Regions from separate parts of the Homo sapiens genome. Here region 1 is linked to region 2. The links are chromatin loops, found by intact Hi-C in ENCODE. Cell type or tissue: HCT116. All regions are shown on one strand. Links, peaks and the distances in the headings refer to the core of each region. The heading gives the core; the rest is flanking DNA.

The links. Hi-C counts contacts between places; a loop is a spot of excess contacts. Peaks named below come from ENCODE experiments on the same cell type or tissue, not always from the same donor. Only the 100,000 strongest peaks of a DNase experiment are listed, where the experiment ranks them.
Region 1: it touches region 2 in a loop (7-fold over the local background); 10 of 110 quality-filtered maps call a loop at or near these places.

The regions. Positions count from the first base shown.
Region 1 is chrX:86,061,115-86,072,218 of GRCh38, reverse strand. It overlaps the pseudogene NDUFA5P7. Among named protein-coding and RNA genes, the nearest start is that of CHM, 19 kb to the right of the region's middle. In HCT116, for the core only: no CTCF peak of the experiment used is centred there; a DNase peak (open chromatin) is centred at 5,054.
Region 2 is chrX:85,846,379-85,857,482 of GRCh38, reverse strand. It overlaps the pseudogene SFR1P2. Among named protein-coding and RNA genes, the nearest start is that of MIR1321, 16 kb to the right of the region's middle. In HCT116, for the core only: a CTCF peak has its summit at 5,849 (motif pointing left); a DNase peak (open chromatin) is centred at 5,852.

The DNA.
Region 1 (11,104 bases), core at 1,542-9,541, 210 kb before region 2:
GAACTTAAGGGACTGCAAAACCAGCATGGGCAACAAAGTGAGAACCCCATCTCTACAAAAAAAAAAAAAAATTAGCAGTGTGTGGTAGCATGCACCTGTAGTCCCAGCTACTTGGGAGCTGAGGTGGGAGGATCATGTGAACCCAGGAGGTAGAGGCTGCAGTGAGCTATTATTTCACCACTGCATTCCAGCCTGACCTGGGTAACAGAGTGAGACCTCATCTCTATAAATAAATAGATAAACAAACAAACAAACAAAAGAAAATAAAAATAAATAAAATGCAAAGAATTTTAAGTAAACATTTATCAGGAAATAATAATGTAATTCTAATAAAATCAAATAAGTCAATAAAAGGCAAGAAAGGAAGAAAAGAGGAACAAAAAGCAGAGGATGCAAACTAAAAACACACAAAAAATTGATGGACTCAAACATATGTCAATAATTTTACCTTAAAAATTACTTACCTAAATATTCCAAATAAATTGTCAAAACGGGTAAAAAGAAAACAAGACTCAACTGTATACCGTCTAAAAGAGATGCACTTTAAAAAAAGGTATAGGTTGAAAGTAAATGGATATAAAAATATACTTTACAAATAATAAGCATAAGAAGATGAGAATGGTCATATTGATCAGATGAAAGAGATTTCAAGATGAAATATATTACAAGAGATAAAGAAGAACATTTCATAATGATAAAAATTCGTCAGGAAGATGTAACAATCATAAATGTGTGTCCCACGAGAGAGCTTCAAAATACATGAGGCAGTAGTTGACAAAAATTAATGGCAAAATAGATAATTCCACAAGCATAGTTGGAGAATTTAATAGTCTGTATTAGTTATCTATTCTATGTAACAAATTACCTCACAATAATTGACTTAAAACCACAAACATTTATTTCAGTTTCTAGGCCCAACTTAACCAGATCCTCTGGCTCTGGGTCTCTCATAAGGCTGCACTCAAGGTATTGCTTGGGGCTACAGTTGTCATAATGTTTCACTGGAAGAAGATCCAGTTCTAAGCTCACTCATGTGGCTGTTGACAGGCATTAGAAGTTCCAGGTCAAAGTTCACTCATGTGGCTATTGGTAGGCCTTAGGTCTCTTCGATGGCTGTAGGTCACTAAAAACATTGGTTTCTTCCTACATGTGCCTCTCTAAAGGCTATTCATAATATGTTAGCTTGCTTTCTCAAGTGCAAGGGGAGGGAGAGAGAAAGAGAGAAGTACTTAATGAGCACTTCTTCATATGCTGCTCTGTGAATGAATTATTTCCTTTGAATGTATTTTGACTTTCCAAATTTTTGTCTTTCCATATTGTAAATTCCTCAATAGAAGAAACCATGGCATTTTCTTTATTACATCCATTTCCCTGTTCCACCCTCCAGTGTTAACTTCATGGTTCTACAATGTCACAAAATTTATAGCAGTTAACATGTTTAGTGTTACTCATGGCCTCAGGAAGGGCATACTGGCATGTGCAAAGCCATCCAAATAGAACACCAATGGGGAATTTTTAAAAAATGTAAACTACACATAGCTAACCATTGTATAGCCAGTTCATGAAGTTTAGAATTTGTACAGTGATAGCTTAACCATCTTAGGATATATTTCTAAGAATAATATAGGAAGTGGTATTTGAATTAACAGCTCCAGGATTTTTGACTTCTTGTCTTTGTACATTTGTGTTATGGAGGAGAACTAAGGGCACCTAGCAATTTAAAAAAAGGTGGTAAATTCTTATCCAGCTCTACTCATTGGAAGTTGCGGAATGGCAATACAAAGGTACTTGAATCTTGGTTGCTAAGGAAAAATAGAAATACAATTTCTGGAGCTAACCCCTCCATTCTATTAATGGGTTCTCTTTAACAGAATTTCTATTTTTTTAATTTCGAACTTTTACTTTAAGTTCAGGGGTACCTGTGCAGGATGGGCAGGTTTGTTACATAGGTAAATATGTGCCGTGGTGGTTTGCTGTACAGATCATCCCATCACCTAGGTATTAAACCCAGTATCCATTAGCTATTCTTCTTGATGCTCTCCTTCTTCCCAGCCCAACCCTCCAACAGGCCTCAGTGTGTGTTGTTCCCCACCATGTGTCCATGTGTTCTCAACATTCAGCTCTCACTTATAAGTGAGAACATGTGGTATTTGGTTTTCTGTTTCTTCATTAGTTTGCTGAGGATAATGGCTTCCAGCTCTATCCATGTCCCTAGAAAGGACATGATCTTATTCTTTTTTATGGCTACATAGTATTCCATGGTGTATACGTACCACATTTTCTTTATCCAGTCTATCATTGATGGGCATTTAGGTTGATTCCATGTCTTTGCTATTAGAAATAGACCTGCAATGAACACACGTGTCCATGTATCTTTATAATAGAATAATTCATATTCCTTTGAGTATATACCCAGTAAAGGGATTGCTGGATCAAATGGTATTTCTGCCTCTACGTCTTTGAGGAATTGCCACACTGTCTTTGACAATGGTTGAACTAATTTACACTCCCACCAACAGTGTAAAAGCATTCCTTTTTCTCCACAACCTTGCCAGCATCTTTTGTTTCTTTACTTTTTAATAATCGCCATTCTGACTGGTGTGAGATGGTATCTCATTATGGTTTTGATGTGCATTTCTCTAATGATCAATGATGTTGAGATTTTTTTCACATGTTTGTTGGCTACATGTATATCTTCTTTTGAGAAGTGTCTGTTCATGTCCTTTGCCCACTTTTTAATGGAGTTGTTTGGTTTTTTTCTTGTAAATTTAAGTTCCTTGTAGATCCTGGATATTAGCCCTTTGTCAGATGGATAGATTGCAAAAATTTTCTCCCATTCTCTATGTTGTCTGTTCACTCTGATGATAGTTTCTTTTGCTGTGCTCTTTAGTTTAATTAGATCCCATTTGTTAATGTTTGCTTTTCTTGCAATTGCTTTTGGCATCTTCATTATGAAATATTTGCCCATGTCTATGTCCTGAATGGCATTGCCTAGATTTTCTTCTGGGTTTTTTATAGTTTGGGGTTTTGCATTTGTTTGAAATGCTTGTTCCCCAGTGCCGTAAAGAAATAGCACTTGAACATAAATTTAATTTCCTCAGCAAGGCCATTTTTATACTTTCTGCAGAAAGGGTACACTCACCAACTGTTTTGCCACAAGAGTACACCAAACAAAGGAGACAAGGTCATTTATAACCTGACACGTCCATCCTACTGCTGTGTCCAGTTTCCATTGGCTTGAACAGGACCTCACATTCTGTATTTGTCCCGATTGGCTAGCAACTTAGAATGTTTTAAAAGAGGCATAGGCAGAGGAGAACAAAGGAAGGAGAAAGTAACTTGTGGAATGCTGAGAAAGGTAAAAACACCTTCAAATAAGGAAGAGGAACAAGCTATGACCTAATGCTTGCTTGGACCAGTATAAGCATTCCAGGGCAAATATTTAGGCTAAATTGTGGGGGCAAAGAACATAAAGTATGTTGATTTCTTTATTACGGCTAGCAGATATTTAAGAATGTTAGCACAGGTCGCTGGGCACGGTGGCTCAGGCCTGTAATCCCAGCACTTTGGGAGGCTGAGGCGGGTGGATCATGAGGTCAGGAGATTGAGACCATCCTGGCTGACACAGTGAAACCCTGTCTCTACTAAAAATACAAAAAAAATTAGCTGAGTGTGGTGGGGGGCGCCTGTAGTCCCAGCTACTTGGGAGGCTGAGGCAGGAGAATGGTGTGAACCCAGGAGGTGGAGCTTGCAGTGAGCAGAGATCATGCCACTGCACTCCAACCTGGGTGACAGAGCAAGACTCCGTCTCAAAAAAAAAAAAAATGTTAGCACTGGTCTTTGAATAAATTTTGCTTCTAAGAGAAGTTACTATTTATTCCTAGACGGGGAGGAAAGTCTTTGAAGAGGAACTTCTACTTTACTTTTTTTTTTTACACATTTAAGTCTTTAATCCATCTTGAGTTAATTTTTGTATACAGTGTAAGGAAGGGGTCCAGTTTCAGTTTTCTGCATATAGCTAGCCGGTTCTCCCAGCACCATTTATTACACAAGGAATCCTTTCCCCATTGCTTGTTTTATCATGTTTGTCGAAGGTCAGATGGTTGTAGGTGTGCAGTCTTATTTCTGGGTTCTGTATTCTGTTCCATTGGTCTATGTGTCTGTTCTTGTACCAGGACCATTGCTATTTTGGTTACTGTGGCCATATAGTATATAGTTTGAAGTTAGGTAGCATAATGCCTCCAGCTTTGTTCTTTTGCTTAGGACTGTCTTGGCTATTCAGGCTTGTTTTTCTTGTTCAATACGAATTTTAAAATAGTTTTTTTTTTTTCCTGGTTATGTGAAGAATGTCAATGGTAGTTTAAAGGGAATAGCATTGAATCTATAAGTTGCTTTGGGCAGTATGGCCATTTTCATGATATTGATTCTTTGCATCCATGAGCATGGAATGTTTTTTCTATTTGTTTGTGTCATCTCTGATTTGATTGAACAGCGGTTTATAGTTCTCCTTGAAGAGGTCCTCCTTCACTTCCCTTGTTAGCTGTATTCCTAGGCACTTTATTCTTTTTGTGGCAATTGTGAAAGGGAGATCATTCTGATTTGGCTCTAGCTTGCCTGTTGTTGGTGTATAGGAATGCTAGCAATTTCTGCACAATGATTTTGTATCCTGAGACTGCTGAAGTTGCTTATCAGCTTAAAAAGCTTTTGGGCCGAGATGATGGGGTTTTGTGGATATAGGATCATGTCATCTGCAAACAAAGATAGTCTGACGTCTTCTCTTCCTATTTGAGTACCTTTATTTCTTTCTCTTGCCTGATTTCCCTGGCCAGAACTTCCAATACTATGTTGAATAGGACAGACTTTCTTAACCTGGGACTATTGATAACTAGGTCTGGATGATTTTTTGATGTTGGGGGGTGGAGGAGACATGGGCTGACTTGTGCATTGAGGTTTAATAGCATCCATGGCCTCTGCCCACTAGATGCCAGTAGCTCTCCGCCCTCCCCCACCCCAGCCCCCACCATTTGTGAGAATGAAAAATGCTTCTAGACAGTGCCAAATGTCCACTGGGGGGCAAAATCACCTCTTTTTAAGAACCACTTCCGTGGACAATATTTTTCCAACTGAAGGTCACACCGGTTACTGGGGTATCGGGTACTGCAATAAGTTCAGTGGGTAACAGCATTTTTAAATGAAATTGAATTCAATAGAAAGTATCAGAGCACTTAGATTGTAATTAGAGTAAGCGCGTTTCTTGAAATGTAGACATAATACATCATGTGTGTATTGTGTTGCTATTTAAAATCCATTTCTTACTGTGTAATGCTGCCAAAAAAAAATGTCTGAAAGCAACTGTTCCTAGAGCCCAGCTGAGAGCATTCAACCAGAATGGCTGCTTTAAGGTCATAAACTTTCTCGTAGCTAATCTAACAGTCCGTGATTGCCAGTATTAACCTTCCTCTAAGGTGGACCAGGCACCACTGTTTCCTCCGTTAATAGGCTCATGCCTTCCTCTCTTGATGCCTTTTCTCCTACAGCTCTCCCTGAACTCTCATACCTTTCAATATTACCTATCTTTCAGGGTGTCCCAAAGTCCTTTATAACGTATTATCTGCCATTCCAGTGCAAAATGGTCTCTCCCTTCTCTGAACACCTTTTGTGCTTTTTGTCTATACTGTAGAAGCTGTCTTTAAAAATGTGATTAGAAACCATACTTGAGAATTTACTTTTAAAAATTAGTAAAAGAATTATTGGCTGTATGTGAGAGTTCACAAGAGAGGTTAAGAATATTGTACACAAAGATTTTTGATGTTCCTGAGAAAATGCCTAAAAATGCCACATATAGAAGACCAATATTTGATGACTTCAGGGTGGCCAAATAAAAGAGGTGATTTTTTCAGTCTGAAGATGAACTAAGCCTGGTGAGAAAAATTATGCAAAGGTAACTATGGGCACTGTTAATGGAAGAGCCTCCTGACAATTACTGGAAATAGACAAAATCATCGTCATTAAATGACCGTGGTGGGTTGATGGGAAACTGATGTAATTAAATGTTCTGTTATATTAAAAATATTTTGGGCCTGGCACAGTGGCTCATACCTGTAATCCCAGCACTTTGGGAGGCTAAGGCGGGCGGATCACCTGAGGTCAGGAGTTTGAGACCAGTCTGGCCAACATGGGGAAACACTGTCTCTACTGAAAATACAAAAAAATTAGCCGGGCATGGTGGCACATGCCTGTAATCCCAGCTACTCAGGAGGCTGAGGCAGGAGAATCGCTTGAACTGGGAGGCAGAGGTTGCAGTGAGCTGAGATCGTGCCACTGCACTCCAGCCTGGACGACAAGAGTGAAATTGGAAACAAATACAACTGACTCTTGGTAAATACAGAACTTCTAGAGCAGGGCTATGTAGGTGTCACAGAGTATTCTAGCTGTCAGCATTCAGTGTGCCATAGGCATCAATCATTTTGTGGGGGAAATGAATGGCAGGAGAAGGACAAGCATTTGTAGCAATCAATATCCTTTTCTTTACTGGCCTCTTACTATCCCACAATTGCCCCAAAGTAGAAGTATGGCTACAGAGGAAGCAGGGTAAGTGGTTACTTTTGCTTGAGCTTTGTCCTCCAAAGTAGCACCTTATCAACACTTTTAAAGGTGGTCTAAATATCACTTAGACCAGTGATTCTCAAGCCATCTGTTATGAAATAACTTTTTTAAAATTTTGGAACCAATTGCAGACTGATACTTTGTAAAGTGTAATAAAAGTATAAAATAAAAGTAATAAAGTGTAATAAAGTAATAAGATTGATTACTAGAAAAATGAAAAAAGACATAAAATACAGGCTCCAGTTTTTTTGTTTTTGTTTATTTTAGCTCTATTAAGGTATAACTGACAAATAAGAATTGTATATATTTAAGATATATAACTTCATTTTTTGATACATGTATACATTGTGAAATGATCACCACCATCAAGCTAATTAACATATCCATCAACTAACTCACACAGTTACCATTTGGGTTTTGCTTTTGTTTTTTGGTAAGAACACAGGATCTACTCTCTTAGCAAATTGCAAGTATACAATATGGTATTGTTAACTGTAGCTACTACGTCATATATTAGATCTTCCACATGTACTTGTCTTAGATAACTGAAAGTAGGAAATGAAATCAGTATCTCAAAGAGATTTGTGTTCCCACATTCATTGCAGCATTATTTATAATAGGCAAGATACGGAAATATCTTAAATTTCCATTGACAGATGAATGGAAAAGGAAAATGTTATATATGTATATACGCCATTATCTTCTAAGACTACTCAAAACTTAGAATAGTCCATTACATATATAATGGAATGTAATTCAACCTTAAAAAAGAAGGAAATCCTGCCATTTGCCACAGCATGGATGAAAATGAAGGACATTATACCAAGTGAAATAAGTCAGACACAGAAAGACAAATACTGTATGATCTCACTTAAATATGGAATCTAAAATAGAACCCACAGAAGCACAGAGAAGAATGGTGGTTGCCAGGAGTTAAGGGGTGGGGGAAATGGGAAGACGTTGGTCAAGTTCCAGGTTTTATTATTGTATTCAACATACATAAAATTACTCTGTTAAATTGCTATAAAAGTTTCTAAATGTTTACAGTAAGTTTCTGTACTTAGACCAGGAACAGTTTGGAGACCTTACTGTGAGTAGTCCTATAATATAATGGCAAGAACTTAGAGGAAGTAATGTAAATTATGCAGTTTAAAAATTAGTAATAAGACCCTGAGAAGAGTGTAAAATTGTTACGGTAGGTCGCTAGTCAGCCATGAGCAGGGTAGGAGAGGGCTCCCCACCACACCCCACCAGGAAAGTCAGGAGATCATCAGGTGATGATCAGGCAGTTGTCACACTGCCTCTCTAAAATAATCATTGGTTGCAGCCAGCACCAGGAAAAGGTAGTATCTCTGTAGATAGAAAACACCTGAAGTTGGTGATCGATAGCTTCTCAATAAGACCTCAGGAATTAGGTGAGTGGGCTTGAGCATGGGGCACTCCACCAGAAAAGGGAAAAACGCCTCAGGTGAGCATGCATATGACTCCAGTAAACCCACTGTGCATGCTCATCTCCCAAGTGCTAGAAAGCCACCGCACATGCAGGCAGGTCACCGTAAGGAAAGAATCAAGGAAAAGGGATGCAGGACCCTGGAAGTATGCCAACACATAAAACTGTAAGTCAAAGGTCAAACACCGCACATGACTTCCAAGATGCCCGCTTGGGTCTCATCCAAGTGTACTTTCCTTTCTTTCCTGCTGTAAAGCTTTTTTTTCCTTTTTTGAATATGTTTCATGACTTATATATATATTTTTATTATGCTTTAAGTTCTAGGGTACATGTGCAAAACGTGCAGGTTTGTTACATATGTATACATGTGCCATGAAAGACCAAAGATAGATAAAACTGCAAAGATGGGGAAAAACAGAACAGAAAAACTGAAAATTCTAAAGCTTTTTAATAAATTTCCACTCCTGCTCTGAAACTTGCCTCAGTCTGTTTTTCTGCCTTACGCCCCTCAGTTGAATTCTTTCTTCTGAGGAGGCAAGAATTGAGGTTGCTACAGACCCATACGGATTCGCCACTGGTAACCTGGATACCTTCCACCACTAACAAAAGGATATTACTGTTACATGTCCTCACCCACCCACCATCTAAAACGCACAGACTCTTGCCCATTCCCACATCCCTGTTGGAACCTGGCAAGTGCTGGCAGACAAGAGAGTGGAGACAGAGAGGTGCCTTGGTTACAGCCCAGAGGCAACATTGATGTTCATGTCAAGCTTCCTTAAAATCCCATTCATCCTCATCTCCATTGCCTACTTCCAAAATACCTACTATATCTAAGGCTAATTGCTGATTAAATAGTTGCTTCTTTAAAATGTGTCACTCTGTATAAAAGAAACCAGGATAATTGACTAAACTAAGCTATGTTAAAAAGCTTTCTTCTTGACATTAACATGTATTTACTCTTTCTGCTAAAATGTAAATATTTTAAGCACCTTTTGACCTCTTTCCTTGAAGTCTGTTTTCTCCCAGATGGCACAAGTTTTCTTCTTTAAAAACACACACAAAGTGAAGCCAATGAACTCCGTATCCAGAAATGAGGAAACATTAACCTAAGGAGCAGTACATGCCCACGCTATTTCTAAATTTGAAGACATATGGTATAGGAGAGAGCCAGATAGACAGTAATTATAACCACACTAAATACTTGCAGTAAACATATTAAATATATAGTAAATGTCAACAGATATAAATAATTTTGATAATTACAATAGTCCACTGTGCTCCAGGGCTTATAAAGATAATTATTAGGATTTTTTCATTATTTGAGTTTTTAAAACAATTATGATATTTGCTGCTAATGTATTTACAGAATCACTTAAGTTAAATTATTCACATTACAGTTACTTCTTTTATTTAAAATTGTGTAAGCTCCAAGAAGGCAAGGAATGTGTTTTTCTGGTTCACCGCTGTATCCCCTGCATCTGTCACAGTTCTTGATATACAGCAAGTACTTAAAAAATAGTTATTGAATGAATAATACCGCATAATTTTCCTGGGATGACTATAATTGTATTTGGAATGTACGTTCTTAAAAGATGGGGTCTGTGGGTTTTAGGGTATGTAGAGTATCTTATGCACCTATCAGCACTCAATATCACTTGTAGGCAGCGGTGTGCTGGTAAATAAGTGTGGTTTAAATCTCCCACCAAGGCTGAATTCAAGTTACCCACTTGATATCACTGAACTTGGAGCTGGGAAGAGATGTGGATATTGGCTCATGAAAGCTAGTATGAGCAGGCTGCAGCACACCACTGCTCAGGTGTCAGTTCCACTTACTCTGCCCTATCAAGTTTTAGATTTTGTGACCTTCAAACTGTAGATTTAATCTCTCCCCCTCCTAAAACAGGAGGGGGAATCCAAGCCTGGCATTTTACCGGGGGCTCTATTTCTACCAGAAGATGGGAGTTTGTAACTACTCTTGTTGCCATAGTCTATTAGTTCTCAAAGTGAAGACCCAAGAACAGCAGCATCAATGTTACTTGGGAACTTTGTAGAAAAAATTTCAGGCAAATTATTAGTCCCCACCCCAGATTTACCAAATGAGGAATCTTTATGCATTTTTTAATTTAGTAATTTTTAAATTCACATATAATAATTGCACATATTTATGGAGTATAGAGTGATATTTCAACACGTGTATGCAATACGTAATGATCAAATCAGAGTAATTAGCAATCCATCACCTGAAACATTTATCATTTCTTTGTATTGTGAACGTTCAAAATCCTCCCTTCTAGCTATTTGAAATAGACAATAAATTATTGTAATTTTGTATACATTAACCAACTTCTCCCTATCCTCTTTTCCCCTTTACCCTTCCCAGCCTCTAATAACCAGAATTCTATTCTACTCTTTACTTCTATGAGCTCAAATTTTTTAGCTCCCAGATATGAGTGAGAGCATGCACTATTTATATCTTTCTGTTCCTGACTTATTTCATTTAACATAATATCCTCCAAACTCTTCCACGTTGCCACAAATGACAGAATTTCATTCTTTTTCATGGCTGAATAGTATTCCACTGTGTATACATACCGCATTTTCTTTATAGAAGGAATCTTTGTTTTAACAAGTTCTTCAGGTGATTTTGATGTGTGCTTAAGCTTGAGCACTCTTACCCTAAAACCGGAGTTCAGTAGGCCTGAAGCAAGATTCATAGGTACCTGCATTTTCATTTTATCAGCTGCATTCTTTTTCTCTTAAATCCACATGTAATTTCAGTTTGACTTGGTGTCTGCCTCTTTTTCTGAATCTTATTCCACTTTTCTGAAGAAACTAGCATCCTGGCCTACAACCACAAATAGAACACTTGAGAATTAGATACAGATTCTAGCAGAGTTGGAACCAGTTACCCATACCCAGGAGAGCAATGTTAGTCATCCTAGCTCAGTTGTAACTCTTTCTCCAGTAGCCCTCCAGTAAGCTTTCTGCCTAAGCCCCACATATTTTGGTTTCAGGCTCAAAGATATGGAAAATTTAAATGATAAG
Region 2 (11,104 bases), core at 1,628-9,627:
GTCTCAGGCATTTCTTTATAGCAATGCAAAAGTGGACTAATACAAGCATAGTATTTAAGTATATATTGTAAGATATGGAGATGGGTAGAGAACACAAAGAAATCTTAAACTTTATTGAGTGGACTTGATGATAGTGCTAATATTTATTGTGATAGATAATGTTGATGGGATTATTAACATTTAGAACAAGAAAATAATATACAAACAAAGATAAGTAAAAACCCTGTGCTCTTTAGTTTGAATCAGATCAGTGTATGCGTATGCTCAAACTCATCAAATTGTACAGATTAAATATGTGCAGTGTTTGGATTTCAATTATACCCCCCCCCAAAAAAAAATCAATATACACTCAAGATGCAGTTACTTCATTCTAATATATTTTCTAGCTAGAAAATTGGCAAAGGCTACTGGTGTTATGTCAAAAGAACATAAGAACCAATGTGAAGGAACTCCCATTGGTCACAGATAAGGCCATTTGAACATCAAGAGTGAATAATGATACTCCAAAAAGCAAACGAACCTCATTGACCAGCCATGAAGATTGCTAAGGCACTCTTTGTTCTAGAAACTAATAAATAAAGAGAAGGAAGCAATTATCATATATGTCCTGTAAAGACTGTATTTCAGGATATCCAAATAGTTGTTAAAGGAAAGTTCTTGTAGAAGAATCACAATTAATAAATGCATGAGGAATGATAGAATTAGAAAAATCACTGTTTTGTAAACTCAATATAGTATAATAATATACCTAGGCAATGATTATCAATGACTGCTAAAACCTGTAGTTGAAAGGCATCACTCGAACCTACTGATCAATCTTAAAATTATTATAAGTAGAAAGGCAGACATTATAAGTTTCCTTGTGTGTTGAAATAGAAAGTATACAGCATTGCCTAGGAAGAATTCTTGCCAAAATAAAAAAATAAAATGAACCTAAATCTAATCAAGCCTTTAGCTTTAACTACCAGCTTACAGGCATGAGGGGGACAGGAAAGCATGCTAAGTGACATCATGAAGATACAACGTGTAAAATTCTACAGGACAAATGACCCAATTTTATCAACAATTAACTGGCACAGGAAAAAAAATGGAGGAAGCATTATTACAGACTAAAGGAGATTTTAGAGATATCAACTGCAACATGCTGACCTTGTTTTGAACAAATGACATCTTTTTTTTTTTTTTTTTTTTTTAAGATGGAGTCCTGCTCTGTTGCCCAGGCTGGAGTGCAGTAATGTGATCTGGGCTCATTGCAACCTCCGCTTCCCGGGTTCAAGTGATTCTCCTGCCTCAGCCTCCCAAGTAGCTGGGATTACAGACGCAGGCCACCATGCCCAGCTAATTTTTTTCAGCTAATTTTTTTGTATTTTTAGTAGAAACGGGGTTTTATCATGTTGGTCAGGCTGGTCTGGAACTCCTGACCTCAAATGATCCGCCCACCTCAGCCTCCCAAAGTGCTGGGATTACAGGCATTAGCCACAGCACCCAGACTGACATCTTTTTTTTTTTTTAAAGCAAAATCCAGACCGTTTTGAGACAATCAGAGGGAATTGAACATTTACTGGATGATAGTTGATATAAGGAATTCATATTAATAGTGTTGAATGAGAAAATTTTAATTTTTAAAAGATATCTCAGATTTTAAAAATAGATGAAATAAGTAGAACAAAATATTAATGATTAAATACATGATATATGGGGAGTTGTTTCTATTATGTATTTTCTATTGTGTTTAAAATTTTTCATAGTAAATTTTTTAAATGACAGATAAAGGTTAATAATAATATATAGGTTAATAATAATAACCTACCTGTACATTGTTTCTTCCTTTACAACATAACTACCCTCCACTATTTCTGAAAAGGAGGTCCTATAGGATTCAGTTCAGTCCTATATACTTTGTTTTATAATGTTTTGAAACCAGGGACTCTAAAAATCACCTGTTTAAATTTATTACCTTTGATTGATGTCTTCCCAGGCCAGAGGAAGAAAGAGAAAGAGGTAGTGTGGCTGAGCAACACTGGCACAGGGCAAGGTCAGGAAGAATAAACATGTTTACAGAGTCAGCCCCTCTCCCTCTCTCTTCCCCTTAGTTAAAAATTTAAAAATGAAAATGGCATTATTGAGTACCATGGAGTGGAGGGAATTTATAATCTTACGACTTAGATTGCCTACTTTATTATCACCAATCTATGATAAAATTGTTAATGCTTTTTAACCTCTAAAATGTTTCTATCTAGGCAGTCTTTAGACGTTGCAGCATGGAGTCTGCTACTAATTTCCACACATGAAACCTTTTTGATGCCTCACATTTGGACTTGTGACACTATTCTATGAGAATCTGTTGAATATTTTTTTCAGAAACAGCCGAAAATATATATTGTATAATATATGCTCCAATTATCCAGTAAAAAATTCAATCTTTGCCCTATATTAAAAATATAATTTATTGTGAAATGATATATGTATACATTGTGAAATGATTACCACAATCAAGATAATTAGTATATTCATTTATTCAGTTTCCTTTATGTTTGTATGTTTGTGGTGAGAACACTTAAGTTCTACTTTCTTAGCAAATTTCAAATATACAGTACAGTATTATTAACTATAGTCACCACGCTGTACATTAGATCATTTCAAAATATATACATGTATCAAAATGCTTAAACCATAAATATGTGTAATTTTATTTGTCAGTTATATCTCAGTAAAACTGGAAGGATATAAATATAGTTTCACTGTTACTAGCTGTTGCCTTCAACAATTGTCAGTAATGGCACAGTAGATCTATTGTGTTTTTTTTTTAATTTTTTTAATATACTTTAAGTTCTGGGATACATGTGCAGAACGTGCAGGTTTGTTACATAGGTATACACGTGCCATGGTGGTTTGCTGCACCCATCAACCCGTCATCTACATTAGGTATTTCTCCTAATGCTCCCCCTCCCCTAGCCCCCCACCCCCCGACAGGCCCCGCTGTGTGATGTTCCCCTCCCTGTGTCCATGTGTTCTCATTGTTCAACTCCCACTTATGAGTGAGAACATGTGGTGTTTGGTTTTCTGTTCTTGTGTTAGTTTGCTGAGAATGATGGTTTCCAGCTTCATCCATGTCCCTGCAAAGGACATAAACTCATCCTTTTTTACGGCTGCATAGTATTCTATGATGTATACATGCCACATTTTCTTTATCCAGTCTATTATTCATGGGCATTTGGGTTGGTTCCAAGTGTTTGCTATTGTGAACAGTGCCACAATAAACATACATGTGCCTGTGTTTTTATGGTAGAATGATTTATAATCCTTTGGGTACAATTTTGTTTGTCAGTTATATCTTAGTAAAGCTGGAAGAAATAAATATAGTTTCACTGTTAGTAGCTGTTGCCTTCAACAATTGTCAGTGATGGGGCAGTAGATCTATTGTGTTTTTAAATTTATTTTTATTTTTCTTAGAGACAGGGTCTCACTGTGTCCCTGAGGCTGGAGTTCAATGGCGCAATCATAGCTCACTGCAGCCTTGACATCTTAGCCCCAAGCAATCCTCCCACCTCAGCCTCCTGAGTAGCTGAGAAAACAGGCACACGCCATCACACCTGGCTAATTTTCTTTTCCTACTCTTCTTAAGGGCTGAGTGGAGATCATGCCAGTTATTTTTGTCTAACTTGTGCTACCAATGGAACAAGTGAATAAGCCAACTGAAATCTAGGATTTTTAAAAATCAAAGTAGTTGATCCAGTAGAGTCAAAAGATCTATTCATCTTGCTTACACACATGGTAAATTACAATTCATCACTTTTCCTCAATTTCCGCATGCATTTGGGCACACAATCTTACTGATTTTTTATCTCAGAATATCTTCCTGATCACAGCCACCTCCTCTTTATTCCCACGACCCACTGTTATCATTCTCTTTCAGACTATTCTAATGAGTCATCCTGACACCAGGCTCTTCTGTCTACTCCAATACCTATTGAGGTAGAAATCACCTCATTGGTTCCTTCTTCTGCTTACGCATTATGAGAAGGAGGTCATTTAGCATAGGAACACACCACAGATATGTAAGAATGAAGCCGTTAAGTAGGTATCCCCAGCCTGCACCATATGTGGCTGTGACAAGATAGAGCTTGGGACCCTGAGCATAGCTCAGAGGATAGGAAAAAAATTACAGGTAACACTTGTAGTGCCTACTATGTACTAGGCTCTCTTCTGTTAATCTCATAATAACTTGTAAGTAATTATCCTCCATTTTATAGATGAGGACATTGATGAGGAAACTGAAGTGCCGAGAGATAGAATGACATCCAAGGTCATAGTTGGAAAGGCTTGGATTGCTCCTCTGAATTGGTACACATCAAAACATGTTTATGAACTAGTAAATAGTAAGATTCTGTTCTTTCTCATCATAATGAACTACATCTGCCTGTCCTACCAGTGGCAGAGTTTCACCTAAAAATTAAAAACACATAAGAGCCCTGATCATGTCAGTCCTTTAAAACTGCTGCCTATAAAATACAATCTGACCTCTTCAGTATACATGTGAGTTCACCTCCCCAAAATACAAAATATTCCTCTCTTGCTTCATCTCCTGTCATTCTACCTCCCTTCTCACCTCTCACTCTATTCTTCAATCACAATGAACTTCCCACTATCCTCAGACTCTGGCCCATTGCACATATCATTTATTTTTCTAAAATGCCCTAACTCAGCGGTCCTCAACCATTTTGGCACCAAGGACCAGTTTTGTGGAAGAGAATTTTTCCACAGACGGGAAGCAGTACAGGGATGGTTTCAGGATGAAACTGTTTCACCTCTGATCGTTAGGAATCAGATTCTCATAAGGAGCGCACAACCTAGATCCCACGCATGCCAATTCACAATAGGGTTTGTGCTCCTATAAGAATCTAATGCAGCTGCTGATCTGACAGGTGGCAGAGCTCAGGCACTAATGCTTGCTTGCCTGCCACTCACCTCCTGTTGTGCTGCCCAGTTTCTAACAGGCCGCAGACTGGTACAGGTCTGTGACCCAGTGGTTGGGGACCCCTGCCCTAACCTCTAACCTCTCTCTGCTACTACCACACCCCTTTTCTTACAACAAATTTATATTCTGTCTTTAAAATCCAGATGTAGTGTTACTTCGACTGCTAATACTTTGGCAAAATTACTTTTCCCTCTGTGGAACCCACAGTACTGTTCATAAAGTACTTACTTCGTTGGATTCTAAGTTTTCTGATTTTGTTTCTGTCTTCTAGACAGTGAACAACTTGAGTGCAGGGACCCTGTCATTCATCCTTGTGTCCTCAGCACATGACAATGCCTGACTCATTGCCATGCATCACCTGCATAACCCTGCTCCTCTGGCCACAGTAGACTCGTCCTAGGGTGGGGACAGGCCCCTGACCCACTTTGAAATTGAGATCCATAATGAGTTTTAAATTTGCTGGGTGGCTGATACGTACCATGAAACCTCTTTAGCTATAGGCAGCCATATTTTCCACTAGGTGGACAGTAGAGCAGAGAAAATCTGTTTGTAAAGAAAGAAAAAACAGAGATGAGAGACACAGAACTGCCAGGTGAACCTAGAATTGGTTTCTGAGAGCTTTCTAATTCTAATGATACTGGAGGTCCAGTATCATTCCTGCCCTGAGGGTTTGTGATACACTCCTGTATCCTTATAATCAAATCTCCTGCTTTGATGTTCAGAAAACACCACTGGATTTCTGACACTTGCACACAAAATGTTTAAACGAAATACACACTTCTGGGAGATGTCATTTATTAGAACCTCTGAAAATTCCTCTACCTGCTTGAGTGCAGGCACATGATCACCTGCACCAAGTGTAGCAAGCGCATGAGCAAGTGCCCCATCTGCCGGCAGTATGTGGTGCAAGTCATTCACATGTTCAAATCCTGAAAACAAGGATCTCCCAACAGGGAACTTGCCCCTAAAATTGATCCTTAACATTTCAAAGCACAGAAGGGACTAGAAAATTACTCTTAAAAGGCTAAAACTGTTTTTAAAAACTATTTTCACAACTAACTGGGGACAGAAAGGTTCACCCTAAATTGTAGAAACATCGGTCCATACTATACACCTGTCTGCCTGTGGACACACTGGATTTCTTGGGTTCTACCAGGCTTTATTACATGTCCCCTATCGCTCACTGTCGAAGTCAGGCTGTTTACAACGTATGGTCATCAGCTACTGCTCTTTGGAGGACACTTATCCTGTTTTCTTGTTTTCCTTTCATCATTTTTTTCTAACTTAAACTACTCAGATGTTTAAAACGTATGTTCTTTTTGGATGAAATCACTGTCCACAAGTGGCCAACATGAAACATGCTGATCAATGGTCTCTCTTATTATTCATGCATGTCTATATGTGTATGTCTGTGAATGCATTTGTGTACTATGCAAATTTACATTTATACTGATTAGGAAGTGTCATAAAAGGTTCAGGTCCAAAGCTCCATACAGAAGGGACAGTAAAACACCAGCACCATTTATTGAGGAAGGTATCCTTTTCCCTATGTATATTCTTGTCACCTTTGTCAAAAAATCAGTTGGCTGTAAATATGTGGTTTTATTTCTGGGTTTCCTGTTCTTTTCCATTAGTCTATGTGTCTTTTTATATCAATGACATGATGTTTTGGTTTCTATAGCTTGATACAGTATATTTTGAAGTTAGGTAGTATGATGCCTCCAGCTTTGTTCTTTTGTTCAGGATTGCTTTGCCTATTGAGGGTCTTTTGTGTTTCCATATGGATTTGAGGATTGTTATTTCTATTTCTGTAAAGAATGTCACCTCTGATCATCAGGCGTCAGTTAGATTTGCATTTTGATAAGTATTGCACTCAATCTGCTTTGGGCAGTCTTCTTACTTTAATGATGTTAATTCTTCTGATCTGTGAGCCTGGGATGTCTTTTCATTAGTTTGCATCCTCTTCACTTTGTGTCATTAGAATTTTTTAGTTTTCCTTGGAGAGGGCTTTCAAATCCTTAGTTAAGTTTATTCCCAGGTACCTTTTTGTAGCTATTTCAAATGGGATTGCTTTTTTTCAAAATTTTGGTAGGTACATAGTAGGTGTATATATTTATGGGGAATATGAGGTGTTTTGATACGGGCATGCAATGCATAATAATTGCATAATAGAGAATGGGGTATCCTTCTCCTCAGGCATTTATCCTTTGTGTTACAAACAATCCAATTATACTCCTTGAGTTATTTTTAAATGTACAATTAAATTATTATTGACTATAGCTCTCTCGCATGGCCCCACCTTGGGCACAGGATAGATTTATGGCTGCAACTGCATGTGCTTTCTGCTCATGCTGGGGAGAGCAGAGAGGTAAACCAAGATTTCATTTTCAAGATGGAAAGTCAGTCAGACTCAGCTGTGGTTTTGCCTAGTACTCCACAGGCCTTTGTGAATCCATCATCTCCCCGTACAACTAGTTCATGAAAACAACCTATGAGTGCAACACTTAAAGAAAGATTAAGGAAAACAAGATCTTCATTTAATTCCTGTTACAATGTGATAAAACGTCTTAAAGTAGAGAATGAAGAAAACAATCAGAACTTTTCAGAGAAACCAGCGTATTCCACAGAGGAAAACTGTTTGGAATTTCAAGAAAATTTTAAACACATAGACAAGTGAATTTGAAGAAATCACATATTTGAAAAATACCTTCAAGAATATCAATGTGAGTGAATCTCAGTCACTTGATTCTGTGTCATTCAGTGCTCTCCAAAATGAGTTTGTGAATTAGAATCTTCCTAAACAAGAATTAAACGAAGAAAAAGCAAAATTGGTGAAGCAGGTTCAGGAGAAAGAAGACTTTCTTTTGGAGGCGAAATCTTGTCCAAATGTATATAGATCAAAGAATGTTGATCGTCTCAGTTACAGTTGTTAATAAAGAAGTAGAGAAGCTGTAGCCAGCCGTTGCTTTATGAGTTGTAGTCAGCTATGTCTGCAGAGAACAAGAAAGTAAACCTACTCAATTGATAGACCACTATGGATTAGATAATAAATTGCTACACTGTAACAGAAGTGAAGAAGAATTTATAGGTGTTTAATTCCTAATCATTTCTCCAGAATATCTTTGAGAATGACAACTTAATTAAAAGATACTTGTACATTTTAAATGGAAGATAGAAACCATTAGGGCTTAGAGGAAGGTATCCTGATGAACATCAATTTAGGACACTCTACTATATTAATATAAATTAAGTTGTAGAATGAAAATGTAGTATTTGGATAGATTTGCCGAAGAAAATTTGACATTTAATGTAATATGAAAAAAATTCAAATCATGTTGAAAAAATCATTTGGGCAATTCTCTAAACCAGTTTTAATACATTGCTTTGTGTTTTTTGTGGCAAAATGATTTATTTTAAATGCCCAAAATTGTCCAATCTGGTGAATGTCTAAATTTCAAGTGGTCTAAAAATGCCCGCCTCTCTCCTAAGTTTATAAACCTTTTTTCCATCCATTTACTACTACATATTTCCATCTGATGACCTAGCAGGTAATTAAACTCATATGTCCAAATTTTTTTAAAAAATAAAAATAAATTATTATTGACTCTAGTCACCCTGTTGTGCTATCAAATACTAGGTCTTATTCATTCTATTTTTTGTCCCCACCTCCTTCCCACACCCCCATTACTCTTCCCAGCCTCTGGTAACCATCTTTCTACTCTCTATGTCCATGAGTTCAATTGTTTACATTTTTAGATTTCATAAATAAGTGAGAACATATGACATTTGTCTTTCTGTGCCTGGCTAATTTCAGTTAACATAATGACCTTCAGTTCCATCCATGTTGCTGCAAATGACAGGATTTCATTATTTTTATGGCTGAATAATATTCCATTGTGTACCACATTTTCTTTATCCATTTATCTGCTGATGGACACTTAGGTTGATTCCATATCATGGCTATTGTGAATAATGCTAAAATAAACATGGGAGTACAGATATCTCTTCAATATACTGATTACCATGTTTTTGGATATATACCCAGCAATGGGATTGCTGGATCATATGGTAGCTCTATTTTTATTGTTTTGAGGAACCTCCAAATTGTTCTCCATCGTGGTTGTACTAATTTACATTCCCACCAACAGTATACGAGTGTTTCCTTTACTCCACCTCCTTGCCATCATTTGTTTGTTTGTTTGTGTGTTTTGTTTTATTATACTTTAAGTTCTGGGATACATGTGCAGAACATGCAGGTTTGTTACATAGGTATACATGTGTCATGGTGGTTTGCTGCACCCATCAACCCGTCATCTACATTAGGTATTTTTCTTAATGCTATCCCTCCCTTAGCTTCCCCATGACAGGCCCCAGTGTGTGATGTTCCCCTCCCTGTGTCCATGCGTTCTCATTGTTCAACTGCCACTTATGAGTGAGAACATGCGATGTTGGGTTTTCTGTTCCTGTGTCAGTTTGCTGAGAGTGATGGTTTCCAGCTTCATCCATGTCCCTGCAAAGAACATGAACTCATCCTTTTTTATGGCTGCATAGTATTCCATAGTATTCCATAGTATTCCATGGTATATATGTGCCATATTTTCTTTATCCAGTCTATCATTGATGGGCATTTGAGTTGGTTGCAAGTCTTTGCTATTGTGAATAGTGCTGCAATAAACATACATGTGCATGTGTCTTTATAGTAGAATGATTTATATTCCTTTGGGTATATACCCAGTAATGGGATGGCTGGATCAATTGGTATTTCTGGTTCTAGATCCTTGAGGAATTGCCACACTGTCTTCCACAATGGTTGAACTAATTTACACTCCCACCAACAGTATAAAAGTGTTCCTATTTCTCCACATCCTCTCCAGCATCTATTGTTTCCTGACTTTTTAATGACCGCCATTCTAACTGGTGTGAGATGGTATCTCATTGTGGTTTTGATTTGCATTTCTCTAATGACCAGTGATGATGAGCTTTTTTTCATATGTTTGTTGGCCACATAAATGTCTTCTTTTGAGAAGTGTCTGTTCATATCCTTCGCCCACTTTCTGATGGGGTTGTTTTTTTCTTGTAAATTGGTTTAAGTTCCTTATAGATTCCAGATATAAGCCCTTTGTCAGATGGATGGATTGCAAAATTTTTCTCCCTTTCTCTAGGTTGTCTATTCACCCTGATGATAGTTTCTTTTGCTGTGCAGAAGCTCTTTAGTTTAATTAGATCCCATTGTCAATTTTGGCTTTTGTTTCCATTGCTTTTGGTGTTTTAGTCATGAAATATTTGTTCATGCCTATGTCCTGAATGGTATTGCCTAGGTTTTCTTTTAGGATTTTTATGGTTTTAGGTCTTACATTTAAGTCTTTAATCCATCTTGAGTTAATTTTTGTATAAGATGTAAGGAAGGGGTCCAGTTTCAGTTTTTTGTGTATGGCTAGTCAGGGGCTTATAGATAAAACTCCCATCTCCCTGGGACAGAGCACTTGGGGGAAGCGGCAACTGTGCGCACAGCTTCAGCAGACTTAAATATTCCTGCCCGCTGGCTCTGAAGAGAGCAGTGAATCTCCCAGCACAGCGCTGGAGCTCTGCTAAGGGACAGACTGCCTCCTCAAGTGGGTCCCTGACCCCTGTGCCTCCTGACTGGGAGACACCTCCTGGCAGCGGTCAACAGATATACAGGAGAGCTCCAGCTGGCATCTGGTGGGTGCCTTTCTGGGACGAAGCTTCCAGAGGAAGGAACAGATAGCAATCTTTGCTGTTCTGCAGGTTCTGCTGGTGATATTGAGCATTTGTTATTGCCTGTCTTTGGTATTGCTTTTTCAGTTAGTTTCTTATTGTTGTGTAGAAATGCTGTTGGTTTTTGTATGTTTATTCTGTATCTGAAATTTTACTCAGTTTCTTTCTCTATCCTAAGAGCTTTTTGTGGAACCTTCAGGTTTTGCTATATATACGATTATGTCATCCACAGAGAGGGACAGTGTGACTTCCTTTTTTTCCTATTTGGATACCTTTCATTTCTTTCTATTTCCTGATTGCTCTGGCCAGGACTTCTAGTAGTATGTTGAATAGGACTGGTGAAAGTGGGTATCCTTGTCTTGCTCCCGTTTTTAGAGGAAAGGCTTTCAG